Linked DNA regions of Homo sapiens: region 1 is linked to region 2. Evidence: chromatin contacts called from ENCODE Hi-C or POLR2A ChIA-PET data. All regions are on one chromosome and are shown on one strand. Each heading gives the region's core, a stretch centred on a gene start or an enhancer-like site at or near the end of the contact. The rest is flanking DNA. Distances are from core to core; before and after follow the strand shown.

Region 1 (2,829 bases), core at 31-2,530, 420 kb before region 2:
CAGTGGCTCACGCTTGTAATCCCAGCACTTTGGAAGACTGAGGTGGGTGGATTACTTGAGGTCAGGAGTTGGAGGCCAGCCTGACCAACATGGTGAAACACCGTCTGCACTAAAAGTACAAAAAATTATCCAGGCATGGTGGCACACGCCTGTAATCTCAGCAACTCGGGAGGCTGAGTCATGAGAATCGCTTGAACCTAGGAGGCAGGCTCAATGTTTATCTTGTAACTGACTATGTTACTGAATTATAATTTTTTTTTTGAGACCTAGTCTCATTCTGTCACCCAGGCTGGAGTGCAGTGGCGTTATCTTAGTTCATTGCAACCTCTGCCTCCCAGGTTCAAGCGATTCTCGGGCCTCAGCATCCCGAGTAGCTGGGATTACAGGCATGCACCACCACGTCCGGCTAATTTGTTTGCAATTGTAGAAAAGACAGGGTTTCACCATGTTGCCCAGACTGGTTTGAACTCCTGGCCTCAAGTGATCTGCCCGCCTCGGCCTCCAAAGTACTGGGATTAGAGGTGTGAGCCACTCAGTCCAGACAACATTTATTTCTTTATTCATTTCACCAGTTGGCATGGTTTCCAGACTTTTCTTGATTTATTTTATTTTATTTTTTGAGAAGGAGTCTCACTCTTGCAGCCCAGGCTGGAGTACAATGGCGCAATCTTGGCTCACTGCAACCTCCACCTCAGGGGTTCAAGCGATTCTTCTGCCTCAGCCTCCTCAGTAGCTAGGATTACAGGCACCCGCCACCATGCCCAGGTAATTTTTGTATTTTTAGTAGAATTTAGGAGTTTCCTAAATTCTGGGGGCTTGTCTCCCTGTTCCCCCACCCCGACTAATTTCCCTCGGTCGCTGGCGCTGCCCCGTCCCTTAGGTCGCTCGGGCCGCCCCACTCCGAGACTTTTTTTTTCTTTCGCTGGCTCTTTCAGCTTCAGTTTCCCTAGGGGGCGGGAGGGGAATATTTGGGGGCTCTCCTGCCTTCCTCTCCGAGCCGCGGAAGGGGAGACGCAGGGAGGAGGTCCGGCCGGCTTTGGGCTCCAGCCAGGGGTCCGCGGAGACTATGGTCTCCGAAGGCCTTAGCCGCGGGGCATTTCGCGAGCTGCGCGTCTCTCTCAACGGCGCCACCGCGCCCGGAGTCCAGCCGCGCCGCGCTGCGCCCAGCCCCGGCGCCCCAGGCTCTCCGCCCCCGACTCAATGCTCCCGCGCTCCCCCTAGCGGCCGCCGCGCCACCTCGCCCCGTCCCAGGCTCGTAGGCTGCTCAGCTCACGTGACCGCGCTCCGGTAACGGAAGAAACAAGATGGCGGCTGAAGGCGATCCGCAGTGAGGCCCCAGCCATTCGGATTGAGCCTTCTCCCTCCAACCGCTTCCGCAGGCCGGGCCCCTCCTGCCCTGCCCCTCTGGCCTCCCCACCCGGCCCCGGCCGCCCCCACTGCGCCCATTGCGCCCGCCCCTTCCCGGCCGCTTTCCCTTCTCCCTCCGCCTCGGTTCCAACATGAGGGGCCGGCGGGGCAGGCCGACCAAGCAGCCCGCGGCTCCCTCTGCGGAGCGCTGCGCCCCGGCCCCGCCGCCGCCGCCGCCGCCCACGTCCGGACCCATCCGGGGTTCCGCTCGCGGCACCGCGGCAGCAGCCGGGGCAGGTGGGCCGCCGCCCAGGCTGAGGTGGCGCCCAAGACGCGGCTGAGCTCGCCCAGGGGGGGCAGCAGTAGCCGGAGAAAGCCGCCGCCGCCGCCAGCCCCACCCCAGCACCAGCGCCCCGGCCGGGGGGAGGCGGGGGCAGCCACCTGGCCCGGACAGCTGCAGGTCCGGACGGCCGTCAACAAAGTGGTGTAGTCACTACAGGTGCTCGCTGCCACACCCAGCTAATTTTTTGTATTTTTTAGTAGAGATGGAGTTTCACCGTGTTGCCCAGGCTGGTGTCGAACTCCTGAGCTCAGGCGATCCGCCCGCCTCAGCTTCCCAAAGTGTTGGGATTATAGGCGTGAGCCACTGCACCTGGCACAGGTATATGTATGTATTTTTTACAAAATTGGATGAAGTATAATTTATTTGTTAAATATTTTCACTTATGCCATGATATCTTATTTAATCTTTAATTTGTCTATGAAAATACCTGCTCTGCTAGGGGGCTTCTAGTTGAAAACTCATTAATTTAAAAAATTAATTTTGAATTCAGCCACCTATTCTTTTTTCTAATTGTTTCTTGTAGCTTTTGCTTTGATTGGAATAACTTTATTCTAGGAATAAAGTTTTGTCATCTGCAAACATGAATCATGTACACATCTGATTTTCTTATATTTATGTCTCCTTTTTCTCTTCAAATTACATTGCCTTTACCATTGATGGGAACCTGGGTAATAAAGAAAAAAGAAAAAAATTGCATTCCCTACCACCTCCTCCAAAACAATGTCAAATGTTAGTTATAATGATAGGCATCTTAGTATGCTATCCCAATTTAATGGAACTGTTGCAGATATTTAATGGTTAACTGTTGGTTTGAGACCTTTAATGTGTTGAGTATATTCACCTATTTCAATTTTTTTTCTGTTTAAGTTTTTTTTTTTTAAATCAGATATGGCTATTATATTTTGTTAAATGACATCTTAGCATCTTTTAAGATGATCATATAGTTTTCCTCCTGCATGCTACATATTAATTACAGTAGTGTATATTCATAGAATTATATTAGTAGATCTTATATTGATTCACCCTTACATTCTTGCAGTGAACCTCTCTTGATCATATTATTTTTTCATGTACTGTTTGACTTTATTTATTTAGTTTTGAGACAGAGTTTCGCTCTTGTTGCCCAGGGTGGAGTGCAG
Region 2 (2,863 bases), core at 347-2,846:
TGAGGCTTTAATTGATGTTAATGCCTTATGTCAAATGTAAAGTTAGAATTTGCTAGGGCTGGGATAGGGAGTGATATTTCTAGGACTTAGACATTGAAAACTAATTCAGCCTGTAGTAACCTGGATGGTTTTCAATGGCATGGTTAGTCAAATTCATGGTTTTAAACTTAGAAGCAGCTTTCGGGGGAGAGGGTAGGTTGGAGCATTTATTACATATTTTACTGTTTAATGTCTTAACCGTGGGCCTTTTAATTTGTAAACACTGAAATGATTGTTGGGCTGTGGAAAACATTTACCTATTTACCTTGGAAGTTTTAAAAGACAGTCCACTTTTTAGCATGTGTGTTGTGTCCAGCCTGTGGTCGTCTTAACTAATAAATGTGATTTTTCTCCCCATTCTCTCTTTTTATTTATTTGCGTATAGGCCTTTTACCTGGTGTGAGTTCCTGAATGTGGAAAACACCTGGCAGTAGTACCCAGCTTTGCAGTTAATTACTATCTAGCTGGCCTTTTTTTAAACCCTTGTATACACTTGTAAAGAAGAACTATTTCCTGAACCTGGTACAGCACTTTACTAATGATAAAACTTTACTCCTGAATTACATTAACTCAATTGCTAAGCTGTTACCCCTCTTAATCAGGTAGTAGTTTGGTAGTCTCACAGTGAAATGTAGATTGTTCCTTTTTCCCTGAACCTCTTTAAAGGTTTTCGTAACTGAGGCTGGTATAAGAAATCATGGACTTTGGAATCAAACTTCCTCAGTCTGGGTATACCACTTTTCCACTTTCTGGGTAGGTCTTAAGGTCTCGACCTATTTAAATAGAAACTGCAAAATCAGAAACCTGCAATTTAATCATGAGTCTCTTAATAATAACAGTCACAAGTCTCATTGTTTTGATGAACCCATAGAAGGGGCCCCTGGAAGAAATTGCACGTACGTGGTTTTCTCTGACACCAGGAGGGTTTAAGACATGTCAGGGCCCCTTGGTTTATTTCTAGTGCATTCCCAGGTGAGGCAGATGCTGCTGGCTGGGGACTGCCCTTTGGAAGCCACTGCAATATTTAAAGTGACCATACCACTACCCTAGTCACGAAGCCTATCGCCCCCCTCCCCGGAAGCTTAAGCGTCAAGACAACGGCTCTGGGGTTAGGCCTAGGCCACCTGGCGGCAGCATTTGCCTAGTTAAGAAGGCCTGGGCTTACAAATCACCGTAAAGGACTAAAACTGTTTAAAGGGAAACCAAATGCCAAATTTAGTCCAAGTGCTTGATTGAGGTGTATATAGAAGGTGATTTGGATAATACTGAAGTATTTTAATTTTCTGGACTGCAAAACAGTGGCAGAAGGAAGTGACTCAAGTGGCTACACCACGGTTATAAATAGGTGGGAATAACCTTTACTGGTGCTTACGAGGAAAGAAAAAAGTCAATCTGAAGGGAGGGGCGCGACGCGAACGGCAAGCTAGCAGAGAACCATCCGAGCCGGCGTCCGCCATGGTGGGCGGGGGACGGCTGCGGCCGGAACGCAGACATGCGCTTCCGGGGTGGGGCCTGCCGCCCGCAAGCACGCTCACCTCCGTTGCGCCTGCGCCGTGGCCTCTCCGGATTCTGTTAACGGTAGTGGTGGCTTGTTGGGATCCGTTGAGTGATGGGAGAGTGTGCTCTTTAACTTCGGAGAGAGATGCGCTCTCGTGTAGCCGTCAGGGCCTGCCATAAGGTCTGCAGGTGCCTGTTGTCTGGGTTTGGGGGTCGAGTAGATGCGGGGCAGCCGGAGCTGTTGACGGAAAGGAGTAGCCCCAAAGGAGGGCATGTGAAGTCGCACGCGGAGCTCGAGGGGAACGGCGAGCACCCAGAAGCCCCCGGGTCTGGAGAGGGAAGCGAGGCGCTGTTAGAGATCTGTCAGAGAAGGCATTTCCTAAGTGGAAGCAAGCAGCAGCTTAGCCGGGATTCTCTTCTGAGTGGGTGCCACCCCGGCTTCGGACCCTTGGGCGTAGAGTTGCGGAAGAACCTGGCCGCAGAATGGTGGACCTCGGTGGTGGTGTTCAGGGAGCAGGTATTCCCGGTGGACGCCCTCCACCACAAACCAGGCCCTTTGCTACCCGGGGACAGTGCCTTCAGGTTAGTTTCTGCAGAAACTCTACGCGAAATCTTGCAAGACAAAGAGCTGAGTAAGGAACAGCTAGTAGCATTTCTTGAGAACGTATTAAAAACTTCTGGGAAACTACGGGAGAACCTTCTTCACGGTATGCTTCACGATTTCATGCTTCAAAACAGGTGTCGGGTGGAAAGGCGAGGCAGTCTTGCTGGATCTTGGGGATTGCAACTGGCCCTGTATTCCCATGCAAGGAAGTTAGTTAGTTCTCATCTTTTTGAAGTAGTCGGATATATTAACAGTGCTCTACCCTGGAGAAAACTGGTCCATGGAATCATTGCTGTTCCTTAAACAATCTGTCCGAAGGACCTGGGAACGCTCTCAATTTCACGGGGCAACTTCTGAACACAGTGCTGTCATTTAGTGCAATGTAGTCTAAGTGCATAAGGAACTACACAGACATTTTGAACTTTTCTTAGATTTATTCTAAGTAAAAATGTTGAAATTATAATTCTGAAACTATTTCATGTATATCATAGGATAAATCAAGGCCAGGCGCAGTGGCTCACGCCTGTAATCCCAGCATTTTGCAAGGCAGAGGCGGGTGGATCACCTGAGGTCAGGAGTTCGAGACTAGCCTGGCCAACATGGTGAAACCCCGTCTCTACTAAAAAGACAAAAATTAGCCGGCCGTGACGGCGAGCGCCTGTAATCCCAGCTACTTGGGAGGCTGAGGCAGGAGAATCGCTTGAACCCAGGAGGCAGAGGTTG

Evidence for each region. A loop is a pair of places that touch in the nucleus more often than their neighbours do. ChIA-PET counts read pairs that join two places held with the same protein, here RNA polymerase II (POLR2A). Pooled maps may share reads with other maps.
Region 1: a pooled map shows a loop between it and region 2 (5-fold over the local background). The contact joins the promoter of LRRC37A3 here to the promoter of POLG2 in region 2. A Hi-C loop is called at or near these places in 1 of 168 maps with a recorded cell type or tissue (naive thymus-derived CD4-positive, alpha-beta T cell), 4 of 37 single-sample maps with no recorded cell type and 10 of 50 pooled maps. POLR2A ChIA-PET finds 5 or more read pairs at or near these places in 2 of 52 experiments (CD4-positive, alpha-beta T cell and activated B cell).

Annotation. Positions count from the first base shown.
Region 1 is chr17:64,917,929-64,920,757 of GRCh38, reverse strand. LRRC37A3 (leucine rich repeat containing 37 member A3) reads left to right here and starts at 1,280. Exons shown (of 15, transcript NM_199340.5): 1 at 1,280-1,327; 2 at 1,888-2,008. RefSeq lists enhancers at 1-377, 378-879, 955-1,455 and silencers at 1,071-1,290, 1,391-1,480, 1,551-1,930.
Region 2 is chr17:64,495,787-64,498,649 of GRCh38, reverse strand. POLG2 (DNA polymerase gamma 2, accessory subunit) reads left to right here and starts at 1,596. Exons shown (of 8, transcript NM_007215.4): 1 at 1,596-2,243. The coding sequence starts at 1,682. DDX5 (DEAD-box helicase 5) reads left to right here. Exons shown (of 13, transcript NM_004396.5): 13 at 1-396. It also overlaps a transcript of MILR1 not described here. RefSeq lists enhancers at 1,319-1,458, 1,839-1,908, 1,560-2,419.